Regions from separate parts of the Homo sapiens genome. Here region 1 is linked to region 2. A link is an interaction called in ENCODE POLR2A ChIA-PET data of the cell type or tissue named here. Cell type or tissue: Panc1. All regions are shown on one strand. Each heading gives the region's core, and the rest is flanking DNA. Links, peaks and the distances in the headings are about the cores only. Region 1 has its middle 40 kb from the start of GRHL3. Region 2 has its middle 25 kb from the start of LINC02800.

What was found. ChIA-PET counts read pairs that join two places held together with the same protein. Peaks named below come from ENCODE experiments on the same cell type or tissue, not always from the same donor. Only the 100,000 strongest peaks of a DNase experiment are listed, where the experiment ranks them.
Region 1: POLR2A ChIA-PET joins it to region 2 with 5 read pairs; 4 of 35 experiments call an interaction of 5 or more read pairs at or near these places.

The regions. Positions count from the first base shown.
Region 1 is chr1:24,276,445-24,281,826 of GRCh38, forward strand. No RefSeq gene overlaps it. Among named protein-coding and RNA genes, the nearest start is that of GRHL3, 40 kb to the right of the region's middle. RefSeq lists an enhancer at 2,007-2,508. In Panc1, for the core only: no CTCF peak of the experiment used is centred there; no DNase peak of the experiment used is centred there; H3K27ac peaks cover 1,325 bases.
Region 2 is chr1:24,222,431-24,227,812 of GRCh38, forward strand. No RefSeq gene overlaps it. Among named protein-coding and RNA genes, the nearest start is that of LINC02800, 25 kb to the left of the region's middle. RefSeq lists an enhancer at 4,354-4,573. In Panc1, for the core only: no CTCF peak of the experiment used is centred there; no DNase peak of the experiment used is centred there.

The DNA.
Region 1 (5,382 bases), core at 227-5,226, 54 kb after region 2:
TTTCAAAACAGTATGGCACCATTTTCCCTTTTCTAAAATTTTGTTTCCAAAAACATATGCACACACATATCCATGTTTACACATACAGATGCATATAATATACATAACACACACGTACATTATACATACCCAAATGTATATACAAACATCTATAAGGGGATACATCAAAATATTAATATTTTTCTTTACAATCAAGATACATATGTTTTAAAATCAGAAATAATCTATAAAACAATTTCCATTTCAAAAACATCAAAGTTAAAACAATGTTTTTGATAAAGAAAACAAACAACAGGAAAAGGAGAATGTCCTAGGACCTCAGCTTAAGCCAATGAACAGCACCTTTCATTTTATTTCCAAATTCCTGACAGCCAAAGGGGTCTTGTGCTGCTCCCAGACATCACACGTGCTGGTCTGGAGAGACATGGTCTTTCCTGATGTTCAGCTCCGGGAGGAACAGAGCGAGCATGGGAATGTTGAGATAAAGGGCGTTGTGCAACATGGTGAACAATGTCCTCAGCTTCGTCAGTGACACTGACACATTCTTCAATAACTATTTGTCACATCCACCCTCTATAAAAACTAGGGTATAACATCAAATCACAACTCAGCAAAGATATTTTTGCATGTGACAAAACTTAAGTGCTTGCATACATTGCCCAACTCGTGGATGGAATCACAGGCTCTTATATAATGCTGACAGCATGCCAGGCTGTGTTCTAAGTGCTTTACATATATTAACTGGTTTAATTATCCTATTAACCGTAGGAGATGGGCACTGTCATATTGCCATCATCATACCCATTTTACAGATGAATAAACTAGGTACAGAAAAGTTAAGCAACATGCCTAAGGTCATACAGCTAGTCAATGGTAAAGCTGAGATTTGAACCCACGCAGGCTGGCTCTGGCACTCTGGGCTCCTTACCACTAAGCAACACTGCCCCCCAAAAACCAGGGGCCTGGGGCAGTTACGCATTCCTTTCGACTCACACTGACTTGTCTTCTTGTCCACCCAGATATTTTGACATTCGATTAATTTAATCAGCCTAGCCAGGCATATTCCATATGGCATCATTCTTCAATTAAGCATGGCTAAAGGCAACTGGCTTGTAGGCTTGGCACAGTAGTTTAGAATGGCAGGAATGTGTGTTTTGGGGGCAGATTGCCTAGGGTTTGAATCACAGCTCTAGCGCTTTTAGCTGTGTAACAGGAAATGTAACTGTTCCAAGCCTCAGTTATATCATCTAGAAAGTGAAAGAACTAACACTGACGTCTTATTGGGGTTGTGGAGATGAAAGGCTATCATCAGTATGAATGTGTCTGTCCTAATACCCAATTCTGTTGAGAAGGTATGTGATAAAAATTAGCTATTGAGAGGCGAAGCCCACCAGCCATTCATTTATTCAGTTTCCTCTTCCATAAAATGGGGAATAATCATATTTACTTCGTAGGGTCGTTCGAGTGATTTAATCCAATAATGAATGTACAGTGCTTAGCACATGTACTATCCGTGCTTAAAAGTCAGTTATCATTGTTGTCATCACTTGCTGCTAGTATAACAAGGTGGGCAAGAGTGGAGGCTTGGCCAGGCATAGTGGCTCACGCTTGTAATCCCAGCACTTTGGGAGGCCGAGGAGGGTGGATCCAGGAGTTCGAGACCAACCTGGGCAACATCATGAGACCTCATCTCTACCAAAAATAAAAAAAAACTAGCTGGGCATGGTGGCACGTGCCTGTAGTCCCAACTATTTGGGAGGCTGAGACAGTGGAATCAATAGAGCCCAGGAGTTCAAGGCAGCAGTGAGCTGTGATCAGGCCACTGCACTTCAGCCTGGGCAATGGGAATAAGACACTGTCTCAAAAAAAAAAAAAAGAAAAAAAGATTGGGGGCCCTTCAAAGTCACCCAAGCTGGGCTAAAACCATGGATTCCGGGGCAGGTTACATCATCTTTCTAAACCTCACTTTCCTCATCTGAGAAATGGGATAATAACAGTCCAAATGTGACAATGGGTGTAATGCTTTGGCATGCTGCCCGGCAATTAAGCCCTTAGCTACTATTCTCTCTAATGTATGTTTACTGGCTGCCCACTTGGTCCTAAGCACCTGTCCCTCTTGGGCAGGAGTGGGCTGATTCTCCAGCTGAGGAGTCCTGGGCTGGGGTCAAGGGTCTCCATTTGAGGATCCTTGGCTTATAGACCATCTGGTCCATGGCTGACACACATACCACACTAGAATGACCAGCTGCCCCCAGGAAAGCGAGCCTGGGTCCTGGCAGAGTGGGTGGGTGGAAGACAAGCTGTCTCAAAGCTCAGAAATGAGCACGTCCTAATGCCTCTGAGCTTGGCAGTCACCTTTGGGAAGCTGATACCCACCTTCAGGGCCAGACACCCAGTCCCAAGTCCTGGCCTGAGGGCCAGGGGAAGCTCTGGTCTTGCCAGCATCCCAAGCAGTCGCTTTGTGCCTGAACAGAGCTTCCTTTGTGTGGTGGCAGCAGCAGATAACTGCTCCTGGGTGGCAGGTTACTCACTGAAGTGCAATCCCTGATTTACTAACTGGAGCAATTGCTAGGCTGTGCCAGCAAGGCTACCGTGTTGGCCTCCAGGGGCAGGTGCCACAAGGGCTGTCACTGTATCCTGGGGAGGACCCCAGAGCCTCTATTCCAAGATGTCCAAGCTACATCCATTGACCCCATAGTGGGGTTTGGAACTTCAAGAAGGGGCTGGGCGCGGTGGCTCATGCCTGTAATCCCAGCACTTTGGGAGGCTGAGGCAGGTGGATCATTTGAGGTCAGGAGTTCAAGACCAGCCTGGCCAACACAGTGAAACCCCGTCTCCACTAAAACATACAAAAATTAGCCGGGCAGTAGTGGCACATGCCTATAATCCCAGGTACTTGGGAGGCTGAAGCAGGAGAATTACTTGAGCCTGGAAGATGGAGGTTGCAGTGAGCTGAGATCGAGCCACTGCACTCCAGTCTGGGCAACAGAGTGAGACCTTGTCTCAAAAAACAAAACAAAAAAAAAAACAAAAAAAACACAAAAAACACAAGAAGGTCCTTAGAAAACCCTGGACATCTTCAAGCTAATGGATCTAAAGTTTTTCTGGTGCTAACGGCAACCCCGCCCAGCAGGAATTATCATCTGTACTTTGTAGATGAGGAAACTGAGGCTCAGAGAAGTTGAAGTTAAGCAAGTGGCCCAAAGGACCTCAGCCAATCCAAAAGCCTTTCTTGCTGCCCAGTCCTGACATCCCTGGTGGTGGTGAAAACAGGGGAAGCCTGAGGGTACTGATTAATCACCACCGTTTAATCTCGTTGAAAGCAGTTATTAAGTTGGTGCAAAAGTAATTGCGGTTCTTGCCATTACTTTTAATGGCAAAAACTCGTCAACTTTTGCACCAACCTAATACCATGTGGCAGGCACAGGGTCAAGCAATGAGTGTGTATGGTCTCCTTCCATCTCAACATCACCTCCCCTGAGAGAGATGTCATTATTCCTCCTAACAGAGGAGAAAACTGAGACCCATGGAGGTTACTTGTGTGATCCCACAGCTGCTAAGTGGCAGAACCAGAATTTGAACCCACATTTCTCTGTGAGTAAGACAGATGGTGAATTATTACCAAATATTGATTGAAGCAGGAGTTGGTAACATGACAAGTCTTTTAAAACCCAGTTTTATTAAGTACAATACACATATGTACAGAAAAGTGTAATATACATTATAGAAAAGTGCACCAATCATGAATTTTCACAATCTGAACACCGCCATCCATACCTAGGTGCAAAAGCAGAACTTTCCCAGTAACACACACCCCCTCACTCCCCTGTCCTGACCATTATCCTGACTTCTAATCTCATCAGTTCATTTTGTCCTTTAGCTAAATGAAATCACACATCGTGTGTCCTTTTGTGCCTGGCTTCTTTCATAATTATGTTTGTGTACAGGAAGCCTGTTTTTCAATGTTTTATTATGAAAGTTTTCAAACATCACAGCAAAAGTTGAAAGCATTTTATAGTGAATATCCTTAAACTCACCATTTAAATTCTATGAATGTTGTACTGTACTTGCTTTTCTTTCACATAAAGCCATCCCTCTAGACATTCATTAATGCTTCGACTTCATTATAAATTTTAAAGTAAATTGCAGACATCAATACAATTTCCTTAACTACTTCAGCATGCACATATATTTGCTCACAACTTTTATCCTTTTGATGTAAAATTTATATATGATGAAATGCACAAGTGCTTTTTATTGAGTTTTCATAAATGCATACACCTGTGATCCCAAACCCTCTCAAAATAAAGAATATTCCCCTCACTCCAGGAAGTTCCCTCATGCCCCTTCCCAGTCAATACTCTCCCCTCCAGCACACTAGGCAACCCACTGTACCAATATTTTTCCACAGTAGATTGGTTTTGCCTGTCCTGAAAATTCATATAAATGGAATGATACCTTATATAATCTCTCATGTAAGGCTTTTTTCATTCAATGTAGTGTTTTGAGATTCATCCATGTTGTTCCTGCATATCATTAATTCATTCCTTTTTATTAATGGGGAGTATTCTTTTGTAGGCCTATACTGCGGTTCGTTTGTCCATTTTCCTATTGATGGACACCCGGGCTGTTGACAATTTGGGGCTATTATGAGAAAGGTGCTATGTGCACTCTTCTACAAGGCTTTTTGTGAATTTGTGTTTTCATTTCTTTTGAGTAAATACTTAGGAGTACAACGACTGGGTCACAGGGTAGGTGTATGTTTTATTTTACAAAAAAATGACAGATCTTTTTCCAAGGTGGTGGTACCATTTTATTGCACCACCAACAATGTATCACTTTGTCACCAACAATGAATGAGAGTTCCAGTTGCTCCACAGCCTCATCAACATTTGGTCTAATTTTATTTTATTTTATTTTATTTTTGAGACAGAGTCTTGCTCTGTCACCCAGGCTGGAGTGCAGTGGCACGATTTCAGCTCACTGCAACCTCCACCTCCCAAGCTCAAGTGATCCTCCCACCTCAGCCTCCCAAGTAGCTGGGTCTACAGGCATGTGTGGCCATGCTGGGCTAAATTTTTGTATTTTTTGCAGAGACGGGGTTTCACTATATTGCCCAGGCTGGTCTCGAACTTCTGAGCTCAAATGATCCACCCCACTTCAGCCTCCCAAAGTGCTGGGACTACAGGCATGAGCTACCACACCTGGCTGGTATTGTCCATCTTTTTAATGTTTCTGGTAGGTATGTAGTAGCAGCTCACTGTGGTTTTAATTCACATTTTTATGAAAAAGCACCTCTTTCTCCAGATGGATACAGTTCCTTGCCAAGACTCACCGCTTAGCAAGCAGAGCACAGCCTGCCCAACGATCCATGGTGGCTGT
Region 2 (5,382 bases), core at 243-5,242:
TGGGAAGAGGGAGGAGCAGGGTTGACAGCTGAGGCCCAGCTCTACCCCTTCCTGGAGGTGTGATCTTGAATAAGCGATTTCGCCGTTCCTACCCTCAGTCTTTTCATCTAATTCAGGTGGGGATAATTAGACCTACCTTGCTTGGTAATTTTTAAGATAGAGGATTTAATTAAGTGAAGTGCTTTGAACAGTGCTTAGCGCACATTGGTGCTTACTAAACTTTTCTTATGAATGAATGAATGAGTGAATGAATGAATGAACAAGAATAACTGTTGACCGCGCTGAGCTGTATACGCGGGTCTGAATCCCATGCTGGTTTGGCTGGCTCTCTGCACTCACTATGCCTGGAACAGAGTAGTCACCTAATACATATTTGCTGAAAAAAATTCTTCTAAGTCCAACTTAAGGAAGTTTTCAGGCACACACACACAAAAATCATACACTGCATTCCAAAGTAGATAGAATTTATTCAGGTGGTGATAATACCTCAAGTCTTCAGACCCAGTATCAGGAAGCCTCATCTGTGAACCAGGAAGCAAGCAGAAAAGACCTCTGAACACACGAAAGTATAAAGTTCATGTGCCAATACCTATGACTTCTTTCCTAGAAATACCCTCTGACTCTCATTTGTAACCTAGTTACTCTTGGCTTACAAACAACTTTCATTAAGGTTTTCAAGCCCACCTTAGACTAGAAGAAGCAAGTTGGAGAGGAAGAAATCCTGGGAGATGGAGAAGTACTTGTACAGAAACAATTCCAGGTTGGGCACGGTTGCTCACGCCTGAAATCCCAGCACTTTGAGAGGCTGAGGTGGGAGGACTGCTCGAGCTCAGGAGTTCGAGACCAGCCTGAGCAACATGGCAAAACCCTGTCTCCACAAAATATACAAAAATTAGCCAGGTGTGGTAGCATCGCCTGTAGTCGCAGCTACTCGGGAGGCTGAGGTGAGAGGATGGTTTGAGCTCAGGAGGTCAAGGATGCAGTGAGCCATGATTGCACCACTGTACTCCAGTCTGGGCGACAGAGCATGACATTGTCTCAAAACAACAACAAAAACAACCAAAAAGACAAAACAAACAAACAAAAAAACAAACCAATTCCACCAGGAAGTTGGGCTTCATAGCCATAAAATAGGAATAACAAAAATTCAAGAAAACCCCACGATAATGTAAATCTGGTAAACTGCTATTGGCAATTTGGCTCCAGGTCCCTAGAAGTCAAGACCAGCTAGCTACGCAGGTGGCTGTACATAAGCTAATGCAAGATTGCATTTGAAACAATTGGAATTTGTGGGCCCCACTTTTAATGTTCTGGTGGGGTTTCTACTATGGCAATATTTCTCATTTATTGAGGGCTTCATATATTCCAGATGTTTTAGGTACATGTTCTCACTTAATCTTACAATCAACCTATGAGATGGGTACTGTTATCCTCTTAATACAGAGCATGGCTTCTAATCCTTGGCACTGTTGACTTGTTTGAGGGGCTGTCCCTTGTGTTGTAGGAAATTCAGCAGCATCCCTGACCTCTGCCCACCAGATGCCAGTAGGATTCTCCACCTTCCAGTCATGACAACCAAAATTGCCAGATGCCCCTGGCACAGAATTGGCCCCAGCTGAGAAAATGTTATAAATGTGGGAACTGAGGCTCAGAGAGGGTGAGAGTTGTCCAAGGTCACACAGCTTGCAAGTGGCTGAGCTGGGATTTATACCCAGGTCCACAGGTGCCAGACAGAGCACAAGCTCTGAAGCCCTGGAGGTTGTGCATAAGTTACTCCACAGAGATTGCCGGGAGGCTCCAATGGGATCATCTCCCAGAACAGAAGTCATAAGTGGCTGTTCTGAAGCCATCAGTGGCTGACGTAGGCTCATTGGGGATGACCTTTACACTTGGGGACAAATTCCCCTGAACTATATCCTTGGTCTCCCTGACTCTCTCCTCTCCTGCATTTCCATAGAGGTTTCCTTCTCACAATGTGGAAGCAGCAATGAAGGGCCATATCTGGGGCCTTGGTATCCCATTTTTGTTAGGCAACTGGTGTCTTTAAAGGGTGAATTTTGGGAAAAAATAATACCTCTCCTATCTGGGTTTATGGGACTACCATCTGAGCTGGTTGTCCTACTGAGGCCGTAAGTCAAGGAGGACAGTTAGGGTTAATGGAACCCAAGGACCCCAGTGAATTCAGCGGGGCCTGTGTTGAGGATTCCCAGGCTGTAAGTGGGCTCAGTGATGAGCAGGGCCATCTGGCCTGGGTACGAGAGGAGGAGTATGGCAGGCTGTTTCCATCCCCGCCTTGGGGCTAGAGGGAGTTGATCCTCTGGCAGGTCCTGAGTCAGGAAGGCAGGGCTTTGGCAGAGGAAGGGGCCTCTGCATCCTTCTGGGCCTCACTCACTGTGATCTGGGCCTGGCGGAGCTTGGGTGTTCTGGTGGGGGATGTTCTGAGGGATGGAGAGTGGCCTCCTGCACACGGAGGTAGACAGGGAGCTGAGTGCTTGCTGAGGCTGCTGAACCTGAGGCTGCTGAACCAAGGCTGAGGGGTGTGGCAGGTGACACAGGTAACTTTGTCTTGTGCTGCCGTCTGTGTTTATTTCCCTCCTATCTCCCTTCCCCCACCCAGGGACTTAGTGACTTCTTGTTTATTATAATAAAAATTTTTATTTTTTTGAGACAACTCTGTCAGTCAGGCTGGAGTACAGTGGTGTGATTATAGCTCACTGCAACCTCGATCTCCTGGGCTCGAGCGAGCCTCTCACCTCAGCCTCCCAGTAGCCAAGACTACAGATGCGCGCCACCACACCGGCTATATTTTTTGTATTTTTTGTAGAGACAGAGTCTCGCTATGTTGCCCAGGCTGGTCTTAAACTCCTGGGCTCAAGCGATCCTCCCACATTAGCCTCCCAAAGGGTTGGGATTACTGGTGTGAGCCCCCGTTCCTGGCCAACCTCTTGTTTAAAGGAGCTCAGCTGCACTATGGGGAATGAAGGCAAGAGCTCCGAGGCTGTGCTTTAAGCAGACCACCAAAGGGAGCTCTGTGCGCCCCTCCCCAAGACAGCAGGGATCAGTGAGAAGCCCCCAAAAGAGGCGGAATCTCGAAGGACAGGACTTGGAGCTGTCCCCACTCTGTTAACAACTGTGGAGGCGGAGGGCTTTGGCCAGAAGATTCCTACAGAAGCCACCCTCCCCAGGGTGAGCAGCTGGTTCAGATCTTGACCTAGAGGGATCGGGGAAGCACTCGAAACAATTTCACCATTATCTATAAGGATGGCTTCACACACATGTAACAGCCTACTGGGAAAGCTTTTTTTTTTTTAAGACGGGGTCTCACTCTGTCACCCAGGCTGGAGTGCAGTGGCGCCATCTCGGCTCACAGCAACCTCTGCCTCCCAGTTCAAGTGATTCTCATACCTCAGCCTCCTGAGTAGCTGGGATTACAGGTCTGTGCCACCACACCTGGCTAATTTTTGTATTTTTAATAGAGGCCTCAAATGCCTGGCCTCAAGTGTCCACCCACCTCGGCCTCCCAAAATGCTGGGATTACAGGCATGAGCCACATGCCTGGCCACCATACACTATTACCAGTGGTTTTTCCTGGGGAATAGAATTTTGCATAACTCGCCTCTACTTTTTCATTGTTTGTGTGCTTGCCTGTTAACAAACATAAAGTCAGTCTTCTATATCCCTGGGTGCCGTATCTGTGGGTTCAACAGACTATGGGCCGAAAATATTCAGAAAAAAGATGGGTGGTGCATCCGTACTGAACATGTACAGACTTTTTTCCTTGTGATTATTCCCTAAACAATACACGATGGCAACTAATTACACGACATTCATATTGTTAAGGTATTATAAGTAATCTAGAGATGATTTAAAGTACAGGCATACCTCGGAGACACTGCAATGAAGTGAATATCACAATACACTTGAGTCACACCAACTTTTTGGCCTCCCAGTGATGTGCACACTATACTGCAGTCTATTAAGTGTGTAATAGCATTATGTCTAAAAAACAATGTACCCATCTCAATTAAATAATACTTTATGGCTAAAAAATGTTAACAATCATCTGAGTTTTTAGTGAGTCATCATCGTTTTGCTGGTGGAGGGTCTTGCCTTGATGTTGGTGGCTGCTGACAGATCAGGGTGGTGGTTGCTGAAGGCTGGGGTGACTGTGACAATTTCTTAAAAAAAGACAACAGTAAAGTTTGCTACATCAATGGACTCTTCCTATCATAAAATATTTCTCTATAGCATGCGGTGCTGTTTACCATTTTATCCACGGTAGAACTTCTTTCAAAATTGGAGTCGATCTTCTTAAACCCTGCTGCTGCTTTATCAACCAAGTTTATGGAATATTCTAAATCCTGTGCTGTCAATGTCAACCATGTTCACAGTATTCACACCAGGAATAGGTTCCATCTCAAGAAACCACTTTCTTTGCCCATTTTTAAGAAGCAACTTCTCATCGATTCAAGTTTCATTATGAGATGGCGGCAACTCAGTCACATCTTCAGACTCCACTTCTAATTCTAGTTCTCTTGCTGTTTCGACCACACCGGCAGTGACTTCCTCTACTGAAGTCTTGAACTCCTCAAGGTTATCCATAAGGATCGGAATCAATTTCTTCAAAACACCTGTTAATGTTGATATTTTGACCTCCTCCCATGAATCACAAATGCTCTTAATAGCATCTAAAATGATGACTCCTTTCCAATAGGTTTTCAATTTACTTTGCCCAGGTCCATGAGAGGAATCACTATGTATGACAGCTGTAGCCTTACAAAATATATTCCTTAAATAACAAGACTTGAAAGTCAAAATTAAGGCCGGGCACGGTGGCTCAGGCCAGTAATCTCAGCACTCTGGGAGGCTGAGACAGGTGGATCACGAGGTCAGGAGTTCAAGACCAGCCTGGCCAAGATGCTGAAACCCTGTCTTTACTAAAAATACAAAAATTAGCTGGGCATGGTGGTGGGCACCGTAATACCAGCTACGTGGGAGGCTGAGTCGGGAGAATCACTTGAACCTGGGTGGCGGAGGTTGAAGTGAGCCGAGATCACGGCACTGCACTCCAGCCTGGGCAACAGAGCAAGACTCTGTCTGAAAAGAAAAAGAAAAAGAAAGTCAAAATTACTCCTTGACCAATGAGCTATAGAATGGATGTTGTGTTAGCAGGCAGGTAAACAACATTAATCTGGTATCTCTCCATCAGAGCTCTTCGGTGACCAGGTGCACTGTCAATGAGCAGTAATATTTTGAAAGGAATCTTTTTTTTTTTTTCCTGAGCAATAGGTCTCAGCAATGGGCTTAAAATATTTAGTCAAACATGCTATAAACAGATGTGCTGCCATCCAGGCTTTGTTGTACCATTGATAGAGCACAGGC